3 separate regions of the Homo sapiens genome follow, and all the other regions are linked to region 2. The links are chromatin contacts, found by Hi-C or POLR2A ChIA-PET in ENCODE. All regions are on one chromosome and are shown on one strand. The core of a region is the stretch at or near the end of the contact, and the rest is flanking DNA. Distances in the headings are between cores, read along the strand shown. Region 1 overlaps AFF1 (ALF transcription elongation factor 1). Region 2 overlaps AFF1 (ALF transcription elongation factor 1). Region 3 overlaps AFF1 (ALF transcription elongation factor 1).

The links. Hi-C counts contacts between places; a loop is a spot of excess contacts on that map. ChIA-PET counts read pairs that join two places held with the same protein, here RNA polymerase II (POLR2A). Pooled maps may share reads with other maps.
Region 1: a map of tibial artery shows a loop between it and region 2 (2.8-fold over the local background). The contact joins two enhancer-like sites. A Hi-C loop is called at or near these places in 82 of 168 maps with a recorded cell type or tissue (A673, B cell, CD14-positive monocyte and 48 more), 37 of 37 single-sample maps with no recorded cell type and 49 of 50 pooled maps. POLR2A ChIA-PET finds 5 or more read pairs at or near these places in 31 of 52 experiments (A549, AG04449, AG04450 and 25 more).
Region 3: a pooled map shows a loop between it and region 2 (2.7-fold over the local background). The contact joins two enhancer-like sites. A Hi-C loop is called at or near these places in 3 of 37 single-sample maps with no recorded cell type and 9 of 50 pooled maps. POLR2A ChIA-PET finds 5 or more read pairs at or near these places in 8 of 52 experiments (AG04449, HEK293, HepG2 and 5 more).

What each region holds. Positions count from the first base shown.
Region 1 is chr4:86,996,622-87,000,726 of GRCh38, reverse strand. All of the region lies in intron 2 of AFF1 (ALF transcription elongation factor 1), which reads right to left. Among named protein-coding and RNA genes, the nearest start is that of AFF1, 64 kb to the right of the region's middle. Within about 2 kb of position 2,471, at least 3 of the 41 ENCODE cell types and tissues checked have a DNase peak (open chromatin) inside an H3K27ac peak, as active enhancers do; they include GM12878, where a contact is called at or near this core.
Region 2 is chr4:87,090,870-87,095,201 of GRCh38, reverse strand. It overlaps AFF1 (ALF transcription elongation factor 1), which reads right to left. Exons shown (of 21, transcript NM_001166693.3): 7 at 3,373-3,409; 8 at 233-287. Among named protein-coding and RNA genes, the nearest start is that of KLHL8, 130 kb to the left of the region's middle. Within about 2 kb of position 2,266, at least 23 of the 41 ENCODE cell types and tissues checked have a DNase peak (open chromatin) inside an H3K27ac peak, as active enhancers do; they include GM12878, PC-9 and endothelial cell of umbilical vein, where a contact is called at or near this core.
Region 3 is chr4:86,975,371-86,980,039 of GRCh38, reverse strand. All of the region lies in intron 2 of AFF1 (ALF transcription elongation factor 1), which reads right to left. Among named protein-coding and RNA genes, the nearest start is that of AFF1, 43 kb to the right of the region's middle. Within about 2 kb of position 2,764, at least 9 of the 41 ENCODE cell types and tissues checked have a DNase peak (open chromatin) inside an H3K27ac peak, as active enhancers do; they include PC-9 and endothelial cell of umbilical vein, where a contact is called at or near this core.

The DNA.
Region 1 (4,105 bases), core at 1,222-3,721, 95 kb after region 2:
GATCAATCAGGGATATTAGCCTACAATTATACCAATTACTTATTATCAGTCTACAAACAAGCTCAAGTTCCCCCACTTCCTCTGCCACACACACACACACACACACACACACACACACACAGAGTTTATTTTTTAATAAATGTTTTATTTTAGAATAACTTTAGATTTACAAAAAAGTTGCAAAGGATTATACCCCCACCCAGCCAGTTTCCTGTTTATATCTTACACTACCATTGACCACTTGCCAAAACTGAGAAATCAACATTGGTCTATTACTATGAAATAAACTTTAGACTTTGTTTTGATTTTACCACTTTTTCCATCAATGACATCTTTCTGGTCCAAGATGCAACCCGAGGTATCCTAAAACTGCATTATTTCTCAGTTTTTCCTTGTTTTTCGTGACAGTTTTGAGAAGTTTAGGCTGGCTATCCCGTAGAATGTTCCTCTATCTGGTTTTGGCTGTTTTCCCTTCAAAGGAGGGAGAGAATGAAGCAGACACAGGAAAAGGGGTGGTAATAGCTATACATATTTGAAATTCTTCTCTAAGAAAGATTTGCCTCTTCTCCATTTATTTACTCATTCAATTATTTATTTATATGAGCATGCTCTCACAGGTATTTCCTTTGAACTTTGTATCATAAGCCACTACATGATTGATTTTGTTATCAAATTGTTCCAGCCTTGGCCACTGGGAGCCCCTTCAGGTTGGCTCCTTGCCCCTTTGACATGCCCCATCCTTTTGTGTTTCGAGCACCCTTTCCTTTCTGTTACTACAGGATGCTCCAGGCTCATCATCTATTTTCTCTACCCTAGTCCCAGCACAAGGCATTTCTCCCAATACATTGGTTTCTTCTCTGTAAACGCTACCACCCAGTCTCCTTCTGCCATCACTGCCAAGCTTCTTACACCAAGAGAAGTCGGCTTCCTTTATGATGCCAGTGACCACCTCCCATGAAAGGCTCTCTGCAGACTTCAAGCAACTCAATCTTATTTTACAATTCTTTCTGCTCACACATCCAGGATCCAGGATAGAGTTCTAACAAACCTTACTTGTCTCTTCTCAATCTAAATGCTGTCTTGTACAATATCATCAGTAACTCTCTAAATGTGTAACTCCAACCTAAACTTCTCTCTGTAACTCCAAGACTATTTGTTCTAGATGCCCCAAAACACTTTCCTGGGCATGAAAAGGCACTTGGGAGGTTGTCCAAAATAGAACATTTTCTCATTGTGTCTACACAATAAGATCCTCCCCATCTGGATGCAGTTACAACAGATGCTGAGAGATATCTATCAATGAGACTTAGCTGCCTCTAGGGTCTGTAAGGGGTGGTTTCTCCATACAGGAAGAAGATAGTATCTCCTTCACAAAAAAAGGAATTAAAAAAGACTAGGGGAAAAGTGTGTTTAGTTAGTTCCTTCCTTGGGAATAAAAGCAGAAGGCAGAATTCAAAGAGAGCTTCCTATAAGCAGATCAGGAGGGACTTGGCTAACACAAAACTAAAACATTCCATATTTTACCGTGTGTTTTTTAACTGTGAAGATCAGCAATAAACCCCTTAAAATAAGATCAGCCACATTAATAATTTGTTGAATAGCAAACACCAGTGAGTGCGAAGGAGTAGTGATGCCTTTCAAAAGGAAAGGGAAACAGGGAAGAGAAAGAGACAGCCTGAGAAATGGTCCCAAGGCCAGACCAGGCCAGAATTCATCTGAATGGCCCCAATTCCAACCCACTCCATTCCTCCTGGCCCCTAATTTATGAGCCAATCACCAATCATCCAAACTAGAGATCCTTTTCCTGGCTTGTTCTCCACACATATTGCTACCAAAATCCCAGAGATTTCTTGAGATACTGAAAGTAGAGGGATGGGAGTGGGAAGAGCTCACTTTAGATACTTCTCTTTATTTCTGAATTTATAACACTGATCTCTAATTCCTCCCATCACCACTACCACCCCCTCCACTGAATAAGCTTTCACCCTCTTGTTTTACAAAAAATACTTAATGACAAGGAAGACATTCATAGTATCAGAGTTTTTTGATTAATAAAAAAGCAGGTACAAAATACAATAATTTTTAAAAGGAAAAAAAAACAGGTACAATACAGTATGTTTGTTAGTATCCCACTTCATCAAAATTGAATGAAATGTGTATTCAAAAGATTGATGGGGCCTCTGTAGCAAAATGCTAGCAGTAGGTATCTCTGAATGGAACAGTCAGATGACGTTATTTTCTTCTGGGTATTTAAAAATTGTCTAAACGTTATAAAATGAACACACACCTGTTTTTGTAGTCACAAAACTGAATCACAATTATTCTAAAAACAAAACAACTATAATCAAGTCTTAGTTCCAGGAAGGAGGTAAGGGTCATCTAATCCACTTCTCCATGCAAGAATGCTCTTTCTTCTAGCGAGACTAGCTTGTTTGCATGTCTCCAGGGACATCTGTTGTCATTACAAGGCAGCCCCTTCCACAGCAGGCCAATGATGAGGATTAGAAACTTCTATCTCTCATGAAGCTAAAATAGAGCCCTGTTCCATTGGTTCTACTTCTGCCCTCTTGATACTAAAGCTGTCCACGCAGTTTTCTTGTTTTTTTTTTTTTTTTTTTTTTTTTTTTTGAGACGGAGTTTCGCTCTTATTGCCTAGGCCAGAGTGCAATGGCACAATCTCAGCTGACTGCAACCTCCGCCTGCTGGGTTCAAGCGATTCTCCTGCCTTAGCCTCCCAAGTAGCTGTGATTACAGGCATGTGCCACCACACCTGGCAAATTTTTTGTATTTTTAGTAGAGACGAGGTTTCTCCATGTTGGCCAGGCTGGTCTGGAGTCCTTGACCTCAGCCTCGGCCTCCCAAAGTGCTGGGATTACAGGCGTGAGCCACCATGCCCAGCCTCACTCAGCTTCTTAGGCCTGTTTTTTTCTATCCTTTTCTCTTAAGTATGCATTTTTTTTTTTTTGAGATGGAGTCTCGATCTGTTGCCCAGGCTGAAGCGCAGTGGCACAATCTTGGCTCACTGCAAGCTCTGCCCCCAAGGTTCACACCATTTTCCTGCCTCAGCCTCCCAAGTAGCTGGGACTACAGGCGCCCGTCACCACACTCGGCTAATTTTTTGTATTTTTAGTAGAGATGGGGTTTCACCGTGTTGGCCAGGATGGTCTCGATCTCCTGACCTTGTGATCCACCTGCCTCGGCCTCCCAAAGTGCTGGGATTACAGGCATGAGCCACTGCGCCCAGCCCAAGTATGCATTTTTAAATATTTAGAATGCATGTGCCTTAATCCATTTCCTGCTGCCTATAGCAGAATACCTGAAACTGGGTAATTTATTTTAAAAAGGAATTTATTCCTTACAGTTATGGAGGCTGGGAAGTCCACAGTTAAGGGGCCACACCTGGTGAAAGCCTTCTTGCTGGTGGGGACTCTAGAGTCCCAAAGTGACATGGTGAGGGAGCTGAGCATGCAAACATGCTACTGCAGGTCTCTTCCTCTTATAAAGCCACCAGTTCAGGCCAAGCGTGGTGGCTCATGCCTGTAATCCCAGCACTTTGGGGGGCCAAGGCGGGCGGATCACCTGACCTCAGGAGTTCGAGACAAGCCTGGCCAACATGGTGAAACCCCGTCTCTACCAAAAATACAAAAATTAGCCAGACATGGTGGTGGGCACCTGTAATCCCAGCTACTTGAGAGGCTGAGGCAGGAGAATCACTTGAACCCGGGAGGCAGAGGTTGCAGTGAGCTGAGATCGTGCCACTGCACTCCAGCCTGGGCAACAGAGCAAGACTCCCTCTCAAAAAAATAAAATTAAATTAAATTAAAAGCCACCAGTTCTCCTCCCATGGTAACCCATAAACTCGTTAATCTTGAATGCATTCATTCATGAGGGCAGATCCTTCACGATCCAATCACCTCTTAAAGGCTCCACCTTTTAATACTGCCACATCGGGTTTAAGTTTCAACATAAATATTTGTGGGTTTTTTTGTTTGTTTGTTTGTTTTAATTGATCATTCTTGGGTGTTTCTCACAGAGGGGGATTTGGCAGGGTCACAGGACAATAGTGGAGGGAAGGTCAGCAGATAAACAAGTGAACAAAGGTCTC
Region 2 (4,332 bases), core at 1,017-3,516:
GATTGCAGTGAGCCGAGATCATGCCACTGCACTCCCACCTGGGCAACAGAGTTAAGACCCCATCTCAAACAAACAAGCAAAAAAAATTAATGTGGGCCCTTTCTTCCCTTTAGAATGCAGCAGTCTTATTAATGTCATTACATAAAGGCAGAAAAATCTAAGCAATGCATTGACATGAGACATTACAATTTCATACTACAAAATTTTAATACACAAAAAGCATTTCACTTACGATGACGTTCCTTGCTGAGAATTTGAGTGAGTTTTTGAAGATGTATCATATTGTTCTGTGGGGGAGAGAAACATCAAAGCAGCACAATGACACATATTTACAAGATCCTTAGTTGTGAGTTCTTTTATGTCGGTCCCCAGTTTTTACCTAAACACACTGCACTTGGTACAATCTTAGCATTATAAGATGACATTTATGTTACTTCTAGAGAGAATGCTTGGTTCAGAATCAAAAACCTCTCAATAGGCCAAAAACACTGAAAATCATTGCTTGCAGCATACCCTACCTATGACGCCAGGAACTTACCTACCTGTTGGAAGACCTCCCTGTCCTTGACAGGGGTGGAGGCCCACATGGAAGCACTCTGCCAGGGCTATGCTCCCAGCGCCCTGGGTCCCATGTGACTTTACAAAGATATTAGTGATTTGTTATCACTCTCTTTAGACAGCTCTGTCCTAGGTGCTCTCCATCCCACCTGTCCCTTCATTATTCAACTCCCCACCTGCAATTCATTCATTCAGCAGCTATTTATAGACTACCTCATAGATACCAACATGTTTAAGGCATTTGGCCCTGTCCTCAGAGAGCTCACTGTTGACTGAGGGACATGAAACGGGTCCATAAATATCTATAATCCAAGGCACTGTGAGATTAAGTACACAAGTCAATACATAAATTAACTGCCCTGGGAAATCACAGAATGGTTGCTCTCTTGGTAATACCAAAGGCAGCAAATTAAAGAAAGAACAAAATGAATTGTATCACAAAGGACAGCCAAGATTCTGGCAGAGTGATGCTGGCAAGAGAGAGAGGACAGTGGGAACAAACAAGAAGAAGAGGGTCTGAGTTTGGAAAGGGCAGGGCTGAGGTGCAGAATCTGTGCTGGACAGCACTGAAACAGGCGGAAGCAGATTTCAGAGGGCTCTGAAGGCCAGGATGGGAAGTTATGACTGTATTTGCTGGGCTATGAGACACATCAATGATCTAAACAGGAACATGACACAGTGATTCCTCAGAAGGATTACTCTGGTAGTGCTACCTGGCATAACTTAGAAGGGAGCAGGAAATGTTACGTGTGGAGGCAGCTGCATTTGTCTAGACATGAGGTAATAGGGACCTGAAACAGAATTGGAAGTGAAAAAGAAACATGGGTACCTTTTAGGCAGGGCTGAATGACATTTCCCACAAATGTCATGTGGAGACCCTTGCATATTTGCAATTAGTCACTTTGCCCTCATGGTGGCAGCAGCTCTTATATGATATTTTCAAATGGCCTCCCCTCTGTCTAGAAAGCTAGGACCAAGACTCCAAACGAGAGGGGCAGAGGCCCCTCCTCTTCAGACCATTCACAGGGACTCCACACGATCATCTTGCCTGGGTTCTAAATTCCACAGGGTCTGGGTTTTGCAATTGTGGACATATAACACTAGGGCATCCAAGTAAAATCCCCCTACCTCCCCTCTCCAGAGACTCTAAAACCTATGTACCAGTACCATAAGATCAAGTGTTGAAGAAATCAGAGTTGACTTGCTGGGCATACTTTAAGAAATGTTTGTCTTCTCTTCACTGAAAGCTATATCCATCCATACCCCACCATCCTCTTCATCCTACATGCAACAAACTAGATCCCTCTTTTTCAGGTCACATTCTCACAAAGATAAATAAGGCTGCCGGAATAGCAGAATAAAGTGACAGCAGCATAAAAGATGTGGGGGTAAGCAGCTGGTGAGCCAGGACCTCCAGGAGACCCACCAATGTTGGACAATTTCTCATCAGAGTAACAAGGAATTGACCCACATTACTGCATAGGGCAAGAGGATGATCCATCCCTGGCCAAGAAAGTGCTTATCAGTTCATCTTCAACTATATTTTGCTAAAAGGGGAAATCAAATGGTTTAATGGACTAAAGGTTCTTTCTAAACCATGAGTTAGCAATAAAACAAACCATGAGCAACCCCGTGAAAGACATGCCACCTGCATGACCAGCAACCCAAGCAGACCGAAGGTGGGGGCAGAGTGGTGCATAGCAACCCCACCCACGGCTGAGCTGGTGTTCTGCCTTCAGACCTGTGCACACTCCACTGGTCTGGGCTAGCTGCCAAGATGTGGAGAAAAAAGATTTCCCAATCTTCCCAAGCAGCCATCCATTTCAGTTAATTTTACCTAGCTACTCATACAATACTGTAGCAATATAGTCGGGTTTATTTATCTGCATTTTGGGGAAATTTTAGTTATGACTTCTTTGCAAGATCTTATTCAGTATCTCTACAGCAGGGAACAGCAAATTTTATCTACAGAGGCCAGACAATAAATATTTTAGGTTTTTTGTGCTATACTTTGTAGAATACTAGATAAATGGGTGCAGCTATGTCCCAATAAAACTTTATTTACAAAAACTAGCTGCAGGGCAGATTTAACCCTCAGGCTGAAAAAGAATTACATGGCAAACAAATATAGTGGGGCTAGACAAACTGTATGTCATATTCCTTATAAAAATTTCTTAGTTTTGTTTTTTAAAACACAAGAATGACACACTCCAATCTACTGTTGTATACAATTCCTAGCTGTGAGAGTCACATTTGGTACAGCTACTATGTGTCAGTAATACCACACTGCATTTGTTTAGTATTTCACTAAAACATCTTTATTAACTCTTTGCAACAATCTTATTTTGGTTTTTGTTTGTTTGAGACAGGATCTGTGCTGTCTCCCAGGCTGGAGTGCAGTGCCACAATCTTGGCTCACTGCAACCTCTACTTCCTAGGCTCAAGTGATCCTCCCACCTCAGCCTCCCAAGTAGCTGGGACCACAGGCACATGACTCCAAGCCCAGCTAATTTTTCTAATTTTGTAGAGACAGGGTTTCACCATGTTGCCCAGGCTGGTCTTCAACTCCTAGGCTCAAGCGATCCAACTGCCTTGGACTCCCAAAGTGCTGGGATTACAGGCATGAGCCACTGCGCCTGGTCAACAATTTTAAATCCCACATAAAGAATAGTTTTATATTTGTTCTCCTTTCCTATTCTTTCAACATAGGAAGGCCTCATCTCTGCTGGGGCATTTTTTACTAATGTTTTTACGTTAAACAGTAAAAGCTATGCTTTGTTCTCCAATCCAATAAGCAGTTTCAAATTTACTTACTTTGGTTTTGGGTTACAGAACTGACATGCTGAGAGTCCTAGAAAGAAAATAAAAATATCTAATTATTAAAAGATTAAGGCTTATAAAGTTAAAGAGAAAACCGTTGAGCTTTTAGTATTAAAAGGATAGTCTTATGAAACTTTCAAATATCTAGAAAAATGGAAACAGTGTAGAGAATACCCATACTACCCATCACAGATTCTATAATTATTTCATTATGACTTGCAGCTATCCATCTATTCAAACTTTTTTCATGCATAAGTTGAAAATATTGATTAACCTAATTTTAGCTTTCATTGCTTCTCTTCTTTCCTAGAGTTTATTTTTCCTTTGTTGTTGCACAAAGATATTTTTACAGAGCTTAGTGCTTTAATTTAAAACAAGCAATAATGAGTCACTGTTTTTTTTGTTTTGTTTTTTGTTTTTGAGACGGAGTCTCGCTTTGTTACCCCAGGCTGGAGTGCAGTGGTGCAATCTCGGCTCACTGCAACCTCTGCCTCCCAGGTTCAAGCGATTCTTCTGCCTCAGCCTCTCCAGTAGCTGGGACTACAGGTGCCCGCCACCACACCCAGCTAATTTTTGTATTTTTAGTAGAGACGGTGTTTCACCATGTTGGCCAGGATGGTCTTGATCTCCTGACCTCGTGATCCACCCGCCTCAGCCTCCCAAAGTCCTGGGATTACAAGCATAAGCCACCATGCCCGGTCCATGAGTTACATTTTAAAAATTATTAGAAAATAAGTAAATATATAAAGTAGCAAATTTGAGTTTTTGTAGATAGAACCTTTTTTTTTTTTTTTTTTTTTTTGGTGGTAGAGAGACGGGGTCTCACCGTTGTCTAGGCTGGAGTGTAGTGGCTTAATTACAGCTCACTGCAGCCTCAACCTCCTGGGCTCAAGTGATTCTCCCACCTCAGCCTCCCAAGTAGCTGGGACTACAGGTGCATGCCACCACACCTGG
Region 3 (4,669 bases), core at 1,515-4,014, 120 kb after region 2:
ACTCGGCAGGCTGAGGCAGGAGAATCACTTGAACCCAGGAGGCAGAGGTTGCAGTGAGCTGAGGCCACGTCACTGCACTCCAGCCTGGGCAACAGAGTGAGACTCTGTCTCAAAAGAGTTAGATTCCTAGGGAGATAGATTTCTAGAAGTGAGCCTGGCTGACCAAAGGGTAAATGCAAATGTTATTTTGCTACATATTGTCAAATTCTCCTAATACAGTCATAGTATTTTGCGTTCCCACCAGCTATGTATGTAAGCACAGTATCTTCCCCCTACAACCTTTTCAATAAGACATGTTGTCAAACTTTATTTTTTGCCACTCCGATAGACAAGATATGATAGCTAAATGTAGTTTTCATTTGCATCTCTCTTTTTATGCATGACTGAGTATCTTTTCATATTAAAGGAGCATTTAAAAGTGTAGCTGTTCTGACAGGTTTGATATTTTAAAATAAGAACTTTCAAATAAAATTTTCACAAAGATAAAAAGGACTATTGAAATCCTCCTTAAAAATCTGAGTAATTTAAAAACTCTCCCACCCCCACATAGGTTTTATTCGTATCAGTTCATCTAATCAACACCTATTTATTGAGGATTTTGCTACAGCAGGAGCTTCCCAGTGTGTTAAGAGAAGCAGGGGCAGGCTGGGCAGTGGCTCATCCCTGTAATCCCAGCACTTTGGGAGGCCGAGGCGGGAGGATCACCTGAGGTCAAGGAGTTCGAGACCAGCCTGGTGAACATGGCAAAACCCCGTCTCTACTAAAATTACAAAATTCAGCCGGGCTTCGTGGCACATGCCTGTAATCCCAGCTACTCGGGAGGCTGAGGCAGGAGAATGACTTGAACTCAAGAGGCGGAGGTTGCAGTGAGTCGAGATCACGCCACTGCACTCCAGCCTGGGCGACAGAGCAAGATTCTGTCTCAAAAAAATAAAAAGAGAGGCAGAGGCAAAGGAGACGGTATTCAGTGATTCCAGTGGTTTGAAGACCACTGGAGTTGAGAGTACATGAGGCAAACTTTCAATGGGGAACACTTCATTGGACCACTAGAGGAATAGTTTTCTGGGCTTTAGAGACAGTCTGAGCAAAGAGTTATACCTGGTCAAAACAGAACAAGCCTGTTTTCTATTTAAAAAGGGAAGTGGGAGATAAGGTGAGCTACAAGTGCTAGAAAATTATGGTGGGAAAAGCAGAGACAGACTAACCAAATGTTTAGAAATACTGCTGTAATAAAACCTTGTAACTAGGCACCTCCAGTAAAACATAATACGCAACACTGATTACAAAGTAAATCCAAGAAAAGGTAGCAAGAGCTCATGAAGGTCTTCTGGCTACAGACAAGGATATATCCCACCTTAAGTGGAATCATTTCTACTCAGGATTAAAATCCAAGAAACAAGCAGGCTCACTATGAAACTTTATATTATATTGGTTGCACCACTGCACTCCAGCTTGGGCAACAGAGCAAGACCCTGTCTCCAAAAGAATAAAAATTTAAAAAGAAACTACACTATGAAATTTACTAGACAGATTCTATCATAATATAAAAGTGAATGTAGGCCGGGCATGGTGGCTCACACCTATAATCCCAGCACTTTGGGAGGCCGAGGTGGGTGGATCATGAAGTCAGGAGTTCAAGACCAGCCTGACCAATATGGTGAAACCCCGTCTCTACTAAAAATACAAAAATCAGCTGGGCATGGTGGCACGCGTCTGTAGTCCCAGCTCTTCGGGAGGCTGAGGCAGGAGAATCGCTTGAACCCAGGAGGTGGAGGTTGCAGTGAGCCGAGGTTGTGCCACTGCACTCCAGCCTAGCTGACAGAGCGAGACTCCATCTCAAAAAAAAAAAAAAAAAAAAAAAAGTGAATGTAATGAGAAGTAAGAGAAGTAAGCTACCATCAATGAGACATCATTTTAAAAAAATTCTAACATTCTTTGATTGAAATAATTATGCTTCTAAACAAAAGCCCAAATACAACTAAACCACATCATAGCTTATTTCTCATTAAACCTATCAGCAACCATTTACCATCTTCCTTCCACCCACGATTAAGTCAACACAACCCAGGGCAGAGTACACGTCTGACTCATCTATGTATCCCCTCACAGCACAGTGTGCAGTAGGCACTCGATAAATACTTGGTGTGTGAAACAAAGAAAACACTCTCCCATAGCAACGTGCCCAGACTCTTCTATGGGAGGACCTTTCTCCAGAATTATGTTAGGGCAACTCCCTGGTAAACCTTTCAAAGCAATTCAACAAACATTTATTGAGTGCCCAGTATGTGCCAGTGTTAGGTACTATTCTTGGCAATGGGATGTAAAGATGAGTAACACATAGTCCTTAACACCCTGAGGGGACCCAGTCTAGTATGAGAAACACAGACTATAAAATACAATAGGAAAACGCCACAGCAGAGATAAGACACCATGGGAACACAGGTGAAGGAACAGGTAATTATGCAGGGGGTGAGGGAAAAAGGTGAGGTTGGAGAATCCACAGAAATGCAATTCCAGCCCCCTCCTAACACACATGCTCACACTCCCTCTAAAACAATACAGAAGCCCCCCTTATCTGCAGTTTCACTTTCCATGGTTTCAGTTACCCACAGTCATCCAAGGTCTAAAAATATTAAATGGAAAATTCCACAAATAAGCAATTCATAAGTTTTAAATTGCACACAATTCTAAGTAGTGTGATGAAATTTCTCGCTGTCCTCTCCGTCCCACCTGGGACGTGAATCATCCCTTTGTCCAGTATATCTACACTACAGATACTACTCACCTGTAAGTCACTCAGTAGCTGTTTCAGTTATGAGATTGAAAATACATACTATATAGTGTATAGGGTGCAGTACTATCTGTGACTTCAGGACTCACTGGGGGTCTTAGAATGTATCTGTCTCATATGGGGGGACTACTTACTGTATTTGAAAAACAGAAACATGATCAAGTTATTCCACTGCAAATAGGCCTTCATGGATTTCCAACAGGTCAAAGATTATTTCCATGCAATAAAATGCCCACAGGCACCATCACCTGCATTTATTGGGCACTTGCTGTGTGCCAGACATTGTTCCAAGAATTTCCTAAGTATTAAGTTACTTAATCACTACAATAACCTGACAAGGTAGGTGCTATCATCATTTCAGTGTTACAGATGAGGAAACTGAGGCACAAAGAGTTACAAACCTTGCCCTAGACATCAGGTATGGGCATGTGAGACACCGAGGTAGGCACCCAGTTCTGGCTCCAGAGCCCATTTCTTTTTCTTAACTTTTACTTTAGGTTCAGGGGTACACATGCAAGTTTGTTATACAGGTAAATTGCATGTTGTGGGAGCTTGGTGCACAGATTATTTCGTCACCCAGGTAATAAGCATAGTACATGTTAGGTCATTTTTCAATCCTCCCCCTCCATCCTCTGGTAGGGCCCTGGGGTCTGTTGTTCCCTTCTTTCTGTCCATATGTACTTGATATTTAGCTTCCGCTTGTGAGAACATGTGGTATTCGGTTTTCTGTTTCTGAGTTAGTTTGCTTAGGATAATGACCTCCAGCTCCATGCACATTGATGCAAAGGACATGATCTCATTCTTTTTCATGGGTGCGTGATATGACATGGTGTATATGTACCACATTTTCTTTATCTAGTCTACCACTGGCACCTAGGTTGATTCCATGGTTGATTCCATAATGCGGAGCGCCTTTCTACACCACCCACCTCTCTGCCTCCTTACCTGCCTCTGGGCTCCTTGCAATGCAAAATGCCAGTAATAATACCAGAATGTGAGTATAGATGTGTTAAATACTGTGAACACAACCCAAATTGTTTTAAACCTCTGTGCTTCTGCATGGAAAGCCCTACAGCCAACCCTCCCCACATCCTTCCACTGCAGGGCAATAAAAACTCTGTGTGCCCCTCCCACTACAGAAGTTCCCTTCCTTGTTACATCCCTCCATCATTGAACTTAACACACTGTATTATAACCATTCATTTACATTTACACTTCTTCTCGTAGGCCTGCTATACTCACCCTATAATAATTATTATATGATACCGTAATTACTTGTTTAAATGTCTTTTTTAAAATGTCACCTCCTCAAAGAGGCCAATCCTGACCCTCCTCTTTATCTAAAATTGATCTTCATGCCCTCTCAAGTCACTTGTTTTCTCAGATCAAAGGGGCTTTTCCCCCTTCACAGTACTTCTCATAGGTCAATTTTAAATATTTGACTTCTGTCTCCCCCAATACAACATACACCTTATGGGGGCAAAAGAATAACTGTGTTTTATTTGTCACTGTATTTTCAACACCTAACTCTGATAAGGAGGTAGTATTAAGTGTTTATATACCTGCATCCTTGTATTAGTTCCTTGGGGGGAGAAAAAAAAGGCTGTCTTAATGAGTTTTGTATCCTCAACACACAGCATGTGGGAAAACCTCAATAACTATTTGTTGGACTGAAACCAAATAAAGATTAAGGTGGAAGACTGAGCACAGTGGCTCACACCTGTAATCCCAGCACTTTGGGAGGCCGAGGCAGGAGGATCACTTGAGACCAGGAGTTCGAGACCAGCCTGGGCAATGTTGTGAAACCTCATCTCAACAAGAAATATAAAAATTAGCTATGTGTGGTGGTGTGCACCTGTAGTCCCAGCTACTTGGGAG